2 separate regions of the Homo sapiens genome follow, and region 1 is linked to region 2. Evidence: chromatin loops called from intact Hi-C (ENCODE). Cell type or tissue: right lobe of liver. All regions are shown on one strand. Each heading gives the region's core, and the rest is flanking DNA. Links, peaks and the distances in the headings are about the cores only. Region 1 overlaps LOC105377582 (a long non-coding RNA gene). Region 2 has its middle 4.0 kb from the start of LINC02427.

Evidence for each region. Peaks named below come from ENCODE experiments on the same cell type or tissue, not always from the same donor. Only the 100,000 strongest peaks of a DNase experiment are listed, where the experiment ranks them.
Region 1: it touches region 2 in a loop (2.9-fold over the local background); 101 of 110 quality-filtered maps call a loop at or near these places.

The regions. Positions count from the first base shown.
Region 1 is chr4:184,272,119-184,278,681 of GRCh38, forward strand. LOC105377582 (a long non-coding RNA gene) reads right to left here. Exons shown (of 6, transcript XR_939552.3): 2 at 6,247-6,516; 3 at 5,059-5,210; 4 at 3,703-3,928. LOC105377584 (a long non-coding RNA gene) reads left to right here. Exons shown (of 2, transcript XR_007058414.1): 2 at 1,891-2,144. Among named protein-coding and RNA genes, the nearest start is that of MYL12BP2, 39 kb to the right of the region's middle. RefSeq lists enhancers at 1,635-1,684, 1,975-2,144, 3,082-4,281. In right lobe of liver, for the core only: no CTCF peak of the experiment used is centred there; no DNase peak of the experiment used is centred there.
Region 2 is chr4:184,538,316-184,544,836 of GRCh38, forward strand. No RefSeq gene overlaps it. Among named protein-coding and RNA genes, the nearest start is that of LINC02427, 4.0 kb to the left of the region's middle. In right lobe of liver, for the core only: no CTCF peak of the experiment used is centred there; a DNase peak (open chromatin) is centred at 3,286; H3K4me3 peaks cover 693 bases; H3K27ac peaks cover 2,100 bases.

The DNA of each region.
Region 1 (6,563 bases), core at 596-5,595, 270 kb before region 2:
GACTTGGGCGTCTTAGTATGGGAGCTCCCCTCCCCAAGGCCTGACCCAGCAATGCCCGTGTTCAGACTTTCCTAGGCCCTCAACCCTCTGGCTTCCCTCTTTTCCCACGTACATGGCTTGCTTTCTAATCTGCAACCATATTTTGATAAATACATCACAGGGTCAAATGAAATCCCCACCACCCGTTGTGTAAAACATTTGAATTGTTTGTAGATATGCCCAGTCTTGGAGAAAAAAATCAACTGTTGAGAATTTCTGGGTCATTTCCTCAGCACTGGATGTTCACTAGCAGATTTTAATCAACCCACACAGAGGCTTTGGAACTGTCATCTATGAATGTTACAGAAATAACAGAAATGGGCTTTCCGCTTCAGGGGTGGCCATCAGGGCCGGTAACCATGGTAATAACCAGAAGCACCCAAGCCACGTGGTGGATTCCTCTGGGCTCTGACCCGGGGGTCTTCATTTCTTGCACTCCCCTCCTGCTTTTATGTTTCTTTTACTGTCCTTTTTCCTCCTTCTTCTTGATTCCTTCCTGCACTCCGTACTCTGGAATTATTTCCAAAGGGCAGGAGCGTATCTGTGTCCCCTTGGTCCCCTAAGGCAGGCAGGCGTTTTTCTGCTTTGGTCCCTGCTGTGCCTGTAGTACTAGAACAGTGTCCAGCATACCACAGGAGCACGTTTGGTGAATGAATGAATGAATCAATCAATCAATCAATGAATCAGTCAGTCAATCAATCAATAAGGAGGCTAGCTGCCTGGGTACATAGTCACCATCATCACATTTAATACTCGCCAGGGTTACGGGTCAAAACCCGTGGGTTCTCCTGGCCTCACAGATGCATCAACAATGGGCAGTTTGGTTCTAGAATCTCATCCCTCCTCCAACAAAAAGCATTCATTGAGATGAAATAAAAGTGTCCCTTGTGACTCTACAGTTTCGGCTACCCTTCACTTCTCAGTCACTGTGAGCCAAGACCAGAGTTCTGACTCCTAGGAAGCCTCAGAGCTTGATGCAGCTTCCCGTCTGGGTTTCCAGAAACAACTGGGAGGCCAGTTGTTTTCTAGAGTTCTGTTTCCTCTGGCTTCACACCTATTCAGTCTATAAAAGTTGCTCAGCAGAAACCCCACCATCCCATCCCTATCTGTGGCTGTCGTAAAGGAGGCTGTCTTGAAGGCTGGGGGAGTCCTGCTGCCCTCCCACCTTCTGTTCCTGAGCTCTGTGCCTCCAGGCGGGAGGCAGCCCATACACCAAGGCAGCACTTGAGATCAGGTCTCCAGACATTCCCTGAACACCACTTGTGCACAAGCTCTTCTTTCTTTCTTTCTTTTGAGGCAGGGTCTCCCTCTGTCGCCCAGGCTGGAGTGCAGTGTTGCAATCTATCTCAGCTCATTGCAACCTTGACCTCCCAGGCTCAAGCAATCCTCCTACCTCAGCCTCCTAAGTACCTGGGACTACAGGAGCACACCACTATGCCTGGCTAACTTTTGGATTGTTTGCAGAGATGCAGTTTCGCCATGTCGACCAGGCTAATCTCGAGCTCCTGGGCTCAAGAAATCGGTCTGCCTCAGCCTCCCAAAATGCTGGGATTACAGGCATGAGCCACCACGCCAAGCCAGCAAGCTCTTGCAGCACAGAGATGAACGCCCCAAGGGGACACTTGGCCTAGTGATTGGCCAGATACTCCACCATGCACTTTTCATGAGTTTTCTCATTTAACCCTCGAAAGAACCCTCTGAGGAGTGACTGTTCTTAGCCCATTTCACAGATGAGGAAACTGACGCTTAGATAGGTTAAATGACTTGCCCCATGCCACAGAATTACTCAGCAGGGGAGTCAAAATGTGAACTCAAAGCTGACACTAAGCTGTGTTCTCTTAACATTCACAGGAACTCCGGGTGAGGACGACAAGAGCTGAGCTCGGGTGCTTGCCTTCTGCACTCTCGGGAGGAGGCACCAGCATGGGCACCCTTCACAGTTCGGGCCCCTCACTCACAAACGTCTGGCACATGGAAACAAGCTGGCAAAAAGATTGTTTTTTTCTTCTGTACTTTTTGTTATAAGCCTGTGGTGAAGTGTCCATATCTGGCATAAATGAATGTGAGTGGTCTTGGGAATCTAAATATAACATGTTTCTAAGTTACACACAGCATAAATGAGTGTTTATGAGTGGTCTTGGGAATCTAAATATAATACATTTCTAAATTACAACCAACCAACTTACAGGGGGCATTTTGGTCTTTAACCTGTTTATTAAATCAGACACTGCCTGAACTTTCCTCTGAAGGAAGAGAGGAATGAGTATTTACTGAATGCTAATTAAGTGCTACTCACATTACTGGAATGCTTCTCTCTGATCCACCAGCCCCAGGAGAAAGGCCCTGTCCTCATTTTGCAAGCGAGGAAATGGAGGCTCAGAGGAAAGGGTTTATCTTCCCCCTGGGCTCGGCAGAACCAACAGCCAGCCCCAACTCCACCCCAAAGCCTGGATGTGGCCGTGGCTCCAGAGTGGGCCGCCCCTTTCACCATCTGTGCATACTGGGTCGGAGCTGAAATCTGTGATCACCCTTCTGAGCCCTACCCCAAGGACACTGAATCATGTGGTCAGGCTCCCAGCTCAGCACAGCCCTGACTATCAGCTCCATGTGTTTAGCAGCCTGGCCCCAGAATCAAAGCCACTGTTGAGGACACTCAGTATGAAGGAGACCACTTCAGGCCAGTGACAGATTCTCTCCTGGACCAAACTCGACTGAGGCTCCCCTGAGCCCTCTTCTCAACTAGGCCTCAACCCTGGCCTAGAAAGACTTGGACAAACACTAGCATGGCTTCTCATAGCTCAAGGCCGCATCCCTAGGTGACCCCAGCCACCTTGGGTGTCCTTGGGAGGCAATCCCAAGGACACACAAGGCTGCCAAACAAGTTTGCCATTTGCTCCAGCCAACACCCAGAGATCGGGCCCCTGTGCCCCAGTCTGTGAGGGAGGCTGTTAACAAACCCAGGTGGGTTTCTCATGGACCAAGCCCGCTCTGCTGTTTGTAGTTTTCCACTTCTCTGACCCCACTGAGCCCTGGTCACCCCTGCCCAATTCTCTCACTCTCCCTTTAAAACGCCCAGTCTCTACTGCACAAATCAAACTGGAGTTCAGTCTGGGCTGGGCCTTCTCCCTATTGCAATAGATATTACAATCCTTCTTTACCACTTAACTAGCATCTGGCTTGGTTTATTTTTGAGACCAACAGCTGGGGCAGGTGGAGCTGCCCCTCGGTGACAGTCCCTCTTAATACTCCACTGCCTACCCCACCCTCGCTGCTGTTCTGCTGCCTACACCTTAACACTGGCCCTCAGAACCACTCGACTCGCCCCCAGTTACCCGCAGCCTCCTGACTTCTGCCTCTTCCACAGCCCTTCCTGGATGTCCACTTCTCATTTCCAGGAGGAAAATAGGAGTTGCCTGAGTTGGGCTGAGGCATGAAATAGAAAAGTATTTGGGCCTGTTAAGTGTTCCGGATTGCTGAAATAGCCCATCCAAGCCCCACTCTTTCCTGAGTTTATTAAAGGAAGTGGGGAAAGCTCTGTGCTTTTCAGTCTAAGAGCTGGGTGCTGCAGAGAAAGGAGATGTTACTGGGAACACCGACCACCACGTCAAAGGTGCTACTGGGTCCCAGAAGCTTGGGGCAGCTTCTGCAGGGGTCAGTGCCTACCAGTGGAGAAGAGGACTCCAGTCGGGAAGGAAACAGAGCGGCTGGGTTCTTGGTCATCCTTGCAGGGGAGGAATTCTTCTTCACTTAGGTCTTAGCTGCCCAGTCTTCAAAACCACTTCAGGTATCTGCAGTGTACAGGGAGCCAGCTGGGAATTTCCATGGGAGTTGGGGGATTTCCAGATAGCATTTCCTCTTGAGCTGTGCATGACACTTGATAGGCCTAATGCTTTAAAAGTTTTCAGGAAAAGAGTCAGGTGTTCAGTTTTGTTAGGCATTATTTTACTTTGTGATGAATGTGTGGATGGCACACCCCAGCAACTGAGCCAAGCTTTTCCCTGTGGATTTGGGCAAGTACCTGTGAGTGTCAAGACTAAAGGGTGTTGATATAGTTTGTGTGTCTCTGTGTCCCCATCCAAATCTCACCTTGAATCGTAATAATCCCCACGTGTCAAGGGTGAGACAAGGTGAAGATAATTGAATCATGGGGGCAGTTTCCCCCATGCCGATCTCATGACCGTGAGTTCTCATGAGATCTGATGCTTTTACAAAGGGCTTCCCTCTTCGCTGTATACTCATTCTCTCTCCTGCTGCCCTGTGAAGAGGTGCCTTCTGCCATGATTGTAAGTTTCCTGTGGCCTCCCCAGCCATATGGAACTGTGAGTCAATTAAACCTCTTTTCATTATCAATTACCCAGTATCAGGTATTTCTTCACAGCAGTGTGAGAACAGACTTATACAGTAAATTGGTACCAAGAGTGGGGTGCTGCTATACTGGTACGGAAAAATGTGGAAGCAACTTTAGAACTCGGTAAGAGGCAGAGGTTGAAATAGCTTAGAGGGCTCAGAAGAAGACAGGAAGATGCGGGAAAGTTTGGAACTTCCTAGAGACTTGTAGAATGGCTTTGACCAAAATGCTGATAGTGATATGGACAGTGAAGTATAGGCTGAGGTGGTCTCAGATGGAGATGAGGAACTTGTTGGGAACTGGAATAAAGGTCGTGCTATGCTTTAGCAAAGAGACTGGTGGCATTTTGTCTCTGCCCTAGAGATCTGTGGAACTTTGAACTTGAGAGAGATGATTTAGGATATCTGGCAAAAGAAATTTCTAAGTGACAAAGTGTTCAAGAAAAACAGAGCATAAAAGTTTGGAAAATTTTCAGCCTGATGACGTGATAGAAAAGAAAAACCCATTTCCTGGGAAGAAATTCAAGCAGGCTGCAGAAATTTGCACAAGTAATGAGGAGCTGAATGTTAATCACCAAGACGATGGGGAAAATGTCTCCAGGACATGTCAGAGAACTTCACAGCAGCCCCTCCCATCACAAGCCTGGAGGCCTAGGAGGGGAAAATGGTTACCTGGGCCTGGCCCAGGGACCTGTTGCTCTGTGCAGCCTTGGGACTTGGTGTCCTGCATCCCAGCCATTCCAGTTTCAGCTGTGGCTAAAAGGGGTCGAGATCCAGCTTAGGCCATTGCTTCAAGCCTTGGCAGCTTCCATATGGTGTTGGACCTGCAGGTGCATAGAAGTCAAGAATTGAGGTTTGGGAACCTCCAACTAGATTTCCGAGGATGTATGGAAATGCCTGGATGTCCAGGGAGAAGTCTGCTTCAGGGGTGGAGCCCTCATGGAGAACCTCTGCTGGGGCAGTGTGAAAGGAAAATGTGGGGTTGGAGCCCCCACACACAGTCCCCAGTGGGACGCTGCCTACTGGGCCACCATACTTCAGGCCCCAGAATGGTAGATCCACCGACAGCTTGCACTGTGCTCCTGGAAAAGCTGCAGACTCTCAATGCCAGCCTGTGAAAGCAGGCAGGAGGGGGCTGTACCCTGCAAAGCCACAGGGTCAAAGCTGCCAAGACCATGGGAGCCCACCTCTTGCATCAGTGTGCCCTAGATGTGAGACATGGAGTCAAAGGAGATCATTTCAGAGCATTAAGATTGAATAACTGCCTTGCAGGATTTTGGACTTGCATGGAGCCTGTAGCCCCTTTGTTTGGGCCAATTTGGAAGGGGACCATTTACCCAATGCCTGTACTCCCATTGTATCTTAGAAGTAACTAACCTGCCTCTGATTTTACAGGCTCATAGGCAGAAGAGAGTTGCCTTTTCTCAGGTGAGACTTTGGACTTGGACTTTTGAGTTAATACTGGAATGAGTTAAGACTTTGAGGGACTGTTGGGAGAGCATGATTGTGTTGTGAAATGTGAGGGCATGAGATTTGGGAGGGGCCAGGGGCAGAATGATGTGGTTTGGCTCTGTGTCCCCACCCAAATATCACCTTGAATTGTAATAATACCCATGTGTCAAGGGCAGCACCAGGTGGAGATAATTGAATCATGAGGGCATTTTCCCCCATGCTGTTCTCACCATGAGTGAGTTCTCACAAGATCTGATGGTTTTATAAGAGGCTTCCCCCTTCACTCCAAACTCATTCTCTCTCTTGCTGCCTGTGAAGAGTGCCTTCCACCATGGTTATAAGTTTCCTGAGGCCTCCCCACCCATGTGAAACTGTGAGTCAATTAAACCTCTTTTATTTATAAATTACCCAGTCTCAGGTATTTCTTCATAGCAGCATGAGAATGGACTAACACAGGTGTTGATCTGTAAGGTAATATTATTGGAGTCATGACATCCAAAGTATCTTTAAACTCTTAAACAATATTTGTTCATTTCACATTTTTATATCTTCCTGGCACTATGCAGGGCAAACAATTGTAGCATACAAAGTGAATTATAGAAAACCTTACATATGGGTCTTGAGGAATTCTTGCACTTTTTCTCCCACTTTATGACACACTTCCATGTGCCATTATATCTAAAAAAAATAAAATAAAATCAACTCCAAAAGCAGAGAGCAAAGTC
Region 2 (6,521 bases), core at 531-5,530:
GAAAGAACAAACCTCAGAGTCATCTACCTTATAAATAGAACTTTTTAAAAAATTTTTGGCTTCTTCAAAAACTATCCCCCCAAAAAAAACAACAACAAAAAGCACCAACGCATATTATATATTAGGACTTGTAGGCAAATGAACGTATGGCACAGTCTGGACTCATATACATCAAAATGTTAAAATTAGTCTTCTTTGGATGAGAGTGTTGCATTTTATAAAACTTATGTGTATTTTCCTCATTGTTTACAAAGATGAAATAATTTTTTGGTTTGAAATAAGTATAAAGAAAAACACATAGAGCAATTTTTAAACACCTTGGTATCTACGACAAAGTTTTATCATATTTACTTCAGATCCTTCCTCTCTTCCTTCCTTCCTTCCTCCCTGTTTCTTTCTAGAAAAGAAAAGAAAACCAAAAAAATTATGGCCGTGCACGATTGCTCATACCTGTAATCCCAGCACTTTGGGAGGCCGAGCCGGGCGGATCACAAGGTCAAGAGTTCAAGACCATCCTGGCCAACATGGTGAAACCCCGTCTCTACTAAAAATACAAAAATTACCTGGGCGTGGTGGCACGCACCTGTAGTCCCAGCTACTCGGGAGAATAAGGCAGAAGAATCGCTTAAGCCTGAGAGGCAGAGGTTGCAGTGAGCTGAAACTGTGCCACTGCACACCAGCCTGGGTGACAGAGTGAGACTCTGTCTAAAAAAAAAAAAAAAAAAAAGAAAATTGAATTTGACTAATGACTAATGAAATGGGTTGTGTGGAAGACCTGGGTGACCAAATAAAATGCATAACTGTGCAAGTCAAATGCCTGCCACCCAATCTTCATTCTTGTGGAATTTTGAAGTTGGCCAGATAGCCAGTCTCAAAAAATCTCCATCCCCAAAAAACACACATGCAAAAAACAAAAACTTTACAAGTAGTGTCCCTTATGTAGCCCTTTGTCCTCTGCAGGGAAATGCATACATACATACATAGATTCTGCAGAGTATTTATGTATATGTCTCTGTGTTTTTGTTTTTTGAGACAGGGTCTCACTCTGTCTCTCAGAACTGGAGTGCAATAGCACTCATGGCTCATTGCAGCCTCAACCTCCCCGGGTTAAGGTGATCCTCCCATCTCAGTCTCCCTAATAGCTGGGACTACAGGCACACACCACCATGCCTGGCTAATTTTTTGTAGTTTTGTAGAGATGGGGTTTCACCATGTTGCCCAGGCTGGTCTCCAACTTCTGGGCTCAAGCAATCTGCCTGCCTCAGCTTCCCAAATTGATGGGATTACAGGCATGAGTCACCATGACCAGCTCAACAAATTTTTTAAATCAAAATCATATCAAGTATCTTATCAGACTACAATGGAGTCAAACTAGAAATCAATAAAAAGAGAAACTTCAGAAACTGTACAGATACAGGGAGCTCGAACAGCCTGCTTCAGAACAACCATTAAGAAAAAAATTCAAAAATTTCTTGAAAGAAATGAAAATATAAACAACATACAAAAACCTGTGGGATACAGCAAAAGCAATGCTAAGAGGGAAGTTTATAGCAATAAATGCCTGCATCAAAAAAATAGAAAAGTATGTCAAATATACAACTTAATGATGCACCTCAAGGAACTAGAACAGCAAGAATAAATCACACCCAAAATTAGAAGAAGGAAAGAAATAATACATATCAGAGCAGAACTAGGAGGTTGAAGATTATACGGTATATATAAAGTCTTGATAAATTTTGACAAGAAGGCCTTTTTTCTTTACATCAAATAGCAGGATCTCACAAGAGAGAAAGCCTGCTACTTAAATAGAACATAGTTAAATTAGTTATTGGGACTGTGCTTTCACCTAATTAATCAGCTCCTTTTAGGGGAGGGGAGGAGTGGATTCTAGTGAGACAACCACCTGGGAATTTAAATCTACAATCAAGGAATATATAGTTGGAGCCAAAAGATGAGGTTCTTAATCAGAGAACTTAGATAAAACCCAGGAAATTCAGAGAAGGGAAAGCTGGAATTTTCTAAAAGTTAGGTATAAACAACCAAATATGGAGTCCAGCATAAAACATCTTTTTTTGTGATTTTTATTTCTTCAATTACTTAAGATTTGGCTGTTAGTAGTATTTATATTATTGATACTATATTTATACTATTATTTGGTTATTTGGATTTATTGGAGTATTATATTGATTAAGATAATAATACTACATAATAATATAATAAATAACAAATAATACTACATAAAAGATAACAAAGAAATAAAACAGTAACAGTCAATTCTCAATTATCTGTACTAAGGGAGGGGAAGGCCGAGTACAAATCATTAAGAATTATTAATCCCTCTAGTTGGGTGAAAGTTATGGCCCTTGCTTTTAGTGGCAATGGCACCTGAATCCTGACCCAGCTGTCAGCCAGGCATCCGAACTGCTGAGATAGCTTCCATCACAAATAAAATATCTAGTGAAACGCCAGGTGTGGTGGCTCACGCCTCTAATCCCAGCACTTTGGGAAGCCAAGGTGGGGGGGCGGTGAATCACGAGGTCTGGAGTCTGGAGTTCAAGACCAGCCTGGCTAATATGGTGAAACCCCGTCACTACTAAAATTACAAAAATTAGCCGTGTGTAGTGGCATGCACCTGTAGTCCCAGCTACTTGGGAGGCTGAGGCAGGAGAATCACTTGAACCCGGGAGGCAGAGGTTGCAGTGAGCCAAGATTGTGCCACTGCACACTCCAGCCTGGGAGATAGAGTGAGACTCCATCTCAAAAAAAAAAAAAATCTATATCTATATATATAGTGAAAAAGAAACTTAAAACAGTTCTGTTTTGACTATATCAACAGCAAAGTTTAAGTCTAATATAAATATTACTACTATAGCCAGGCATGGTGGCTCATGTCTGTAATCCCAGCACTTTGGGAGGCTGAGGCAGGCTGCTTGAGGCCAGGAATTCGAGACCAGCCTGGCCAACATGACGAAACTCCATCTCTACTAAAAATACAAAAATTAGCCAAGGATGGTGGCGCAGGCCTGTAATCCCAGCTTCTTAGAAGGCCGAGGCCCAAGAATTGCTTGAACCTGGGAGGTGGAGGTTGCAGTGAGCGGACATCATGCCACTGCACTCCAGCCTGGGTGAGAGAGCAAGACTCTGTCTCAAAAAAAAAAAAAAAAAAGAAAAAGAAAAAATTACTGCTGCTATGGTGACTTTGCCTTTGAAAGTTCAGCAAACACTTGTGAAATGTGCACTATGGAAATGGGTCGTGTGCTGAGTGCCAAAAAATTCAACTCCCAACCAGTGCAGCTCACACCTCGTGGGTGAGGCAACACTGCAGGGGGCCCTGAGAACCCTCCTATGCATGGGTTGATTTTCCCAGCCAGTGGATACTTAGAAGACAAGTATTATCTTGTTCACATTTTATTTTTAAAGGGGTCGTCTCCACACAAATGCCACGGATCACAAAAAATGAACAGGGCGTGGTCTCTGCCTTTGGGAGCACGTCATCCACTAATATATATTCTGATTATCATAATGATGCTATTTCGTAAATTAGGAATGATTTTTCAAATTTAACAAGAGGAAACCGAGGCACAAAGAGGTTAAATAATTTTATTATTTCCAGCGTAACTAAATAATCTCCCAATAACATACTAAGTCTCAGTTCTACTAACTTAAGTCTAGTTTTCCTTTCTCCCGCTGAACTATTCAATGTCTTACCTCATGGTATCTTTTTTACCCAAGAAATCAAAGCACTTTGACCACATTACCCAATCTGTTTTTCTGTGCCTAGTTAAATTTTATCTTTTCTCAGTTCGAGTGTTTCAAAACTAATTTTGCACCGAGACATTTACTTTAGTGTGTTTTATAACAGAGTGAACTCTGCTAAAAAGATTTCCATTTAATGGACTCTCCCAGTTGACCTATTCTACCCATAACCTCAATAATATATCTGACTAGTGCCACTGGCGCATGGAGGCTTTTCTCCAATATGCCAACTTCCTTTTTCTTCCATCAGTTGAGATGTTAGTTTTCCAGAGTTAGTTGTTGTCTTAAAACCCACTGGCACCATTTGTACTTACTGTTAACATGTAATTTAATTAAGCTGTATGCAAGACAAGGAACTATGAGTTCAAAACAAGAGACTTGCTGTTTCAATGATAATCATTGAGTGCTTTGAGGAAAGGCAAGAAAGCTAAGTGGCTGAGAAATGCTGTTTAATTAGACTATACAAAGAATGCTTTTCAAATACATTAAAGTTTTCAATCCACTTTAAAGAAACAGACACTGGAAAATTGGAGATGATACATATGGGGGTGATTTATGCAAGAAAGACTTCATAGGGCCAGGTGTGGTGGCTCACGCGTGTAATCCAGCACTTTGAGAAGCCGAAGTGGGCGGATCACCTGAGGCCAGGAGTCCGAGATCAGCCTGGCCAACATGGTGAAACTCCATCTCTGCTAAAAATACCAAAAAAAAATTAGCTGGACACACACACACAAAAATTAGCTGGGTGTCGTGGCACATGCCTGTAATCCCAGCTACTCGGGAAGCTGAGGCAGGAGAATCACTTGAACCCGGGAGGCAGAGGTTGGGGTGAGCCGAGATCACACCACTGCACTCTAGCCTGGGCAACAAGAGCGAAACTCCGTCTCAAAAAAAAAAAAAAAAAAAAAAAAGACTACATAGAAATGAGGTCAGCAGATCTATATAAAGAGAAAACACCTTGGCTCTACCTATAAAAGATTGATAAATGAGTGTATTTTTATTTTCAGTTACAATGTTTAACATTTGTTTCTATTTCTCAACTCTCCATTTTTACTAACTTTTGTAATTATACAACTACCTACTAATGTAAATCACATCAGTTAAGAGAGCTTCTGCTGTATTCTTTGACATAACTGAAAATAATCTTCAGGAATTTAGAAATTAGGATTGAAGTTCCCCCTGGATTAGGCAGTGAAGCTGATTACTCTATTGGATGATTTGCTTAGTTTTTGATTCTGTAGTTGACTTTGCAGAATTTTTTTCCACGGTAAATTCTAAGTTAACAAATTTTTTAAAAATCCAATCCTACTTTTTCAAATCCTGAGACACTATCACACCTCCTTAAAAGAGCATCAGTGATAGAAATGGATTCATTAATAAACTGAGAGACCATCTGAATTCAGATGAAACACTAGCTTTATTTCCATAATGCACCAATTATTAAATACATGAAGTTTCATTTCAAGGGCCTGAGCTTTAAACCTACTGCAGATTAGGCCATTAAGAGGGGCTGATGGGTTCCATATGCATGAAGACCCACTGAAATTGACCAAACCGAGACAGATATTAAGCAGCCAGTAAACCTCACTAGCAGTCTCTTAAAAATGCAAACCAAAACGGCAGCAGAAAAATGCCATGTTTTTCCTATCAGATGAACAAACTTTTAAAAGAATATAATGTTTATATTGGTTAGGATGTGGAGAAATGGATAGAGTAGAAGGGTGTATTGGTATTACTTTAAAGGGGATTTGGCATGATATTGAAATTATAAATACTCTTCAAGTTAAAAATTCTGCTTCTTGTCATTTATCCTAGAGAAACGCTTGTACATGGGCACAAAGAGTCATGTAAAAGGACATTCATTGCTTCATAACTGCAATCATGAAAGATCAAAACCAATCTAAAAATCAGCAACAGGAGAACAATGACATAAATTGTGACTTATTTATAGCATGAAATATGTTGCAGCAGTTAAAGAGAACAAGTTAAATCTAATATGAAAGGTTGTCAAGGACATACGATTTAGTGAGTGGGGGCGGAGTAAACTATGGCATAGAAATACATCATATGATATGGTTTATGTATGAACAAAAATATTAACGCATAAAATGCATTGAAAAGGGTCTGGAAGGATCTACCTGAAACTAGTAACAGTGTCTACCTCCAGAGGGAAAGACTGGTATTGAGGCGGTGGTCAAGATGGATTTTGCTTATCTTACTGTTTTAACTGAAAGTGGGTTCATGTATTACTCATACATTTAAAATATATATATAATAAAAAGCATTAGGAAAAAAAGCCAAAGTTCTCAAACAGGTTAATCACAAAAGAAAAAATATAAATGGCAAAAGAAAAAGTGAGAAAAAGTTCCAAAAATATTTTTGAAGAAAATTTTTCAAGGATTATTAATAGCTCTCTCCTTGGATGATGAAACTATGAATGAATTTTTTAAACTTCTCTTTCTACTCTTCCATATTTTTAAAGTTTTCTATAGTGGAAACACATATAAGAAATGTTTAAAAGGCTGAGAAATGGCTGGTAAATCCTAACTAGCATGTTGTCACCTTTAAATCTTACTCTGACAGACAGCATATAGTCCATTTGGAGTATGTGGAAATTTATGATGAAAAATTCCCATGGAAAAGTGATATTTGAGGTGAGTGGCCCTGTCCTGATGTCATATGACAGACAAACACACTGATGTGTTGGAAACCAATTCTAAAAAATTCTACATTTTAATTATTTTTCTTAAAGCCCTGATTTGTAG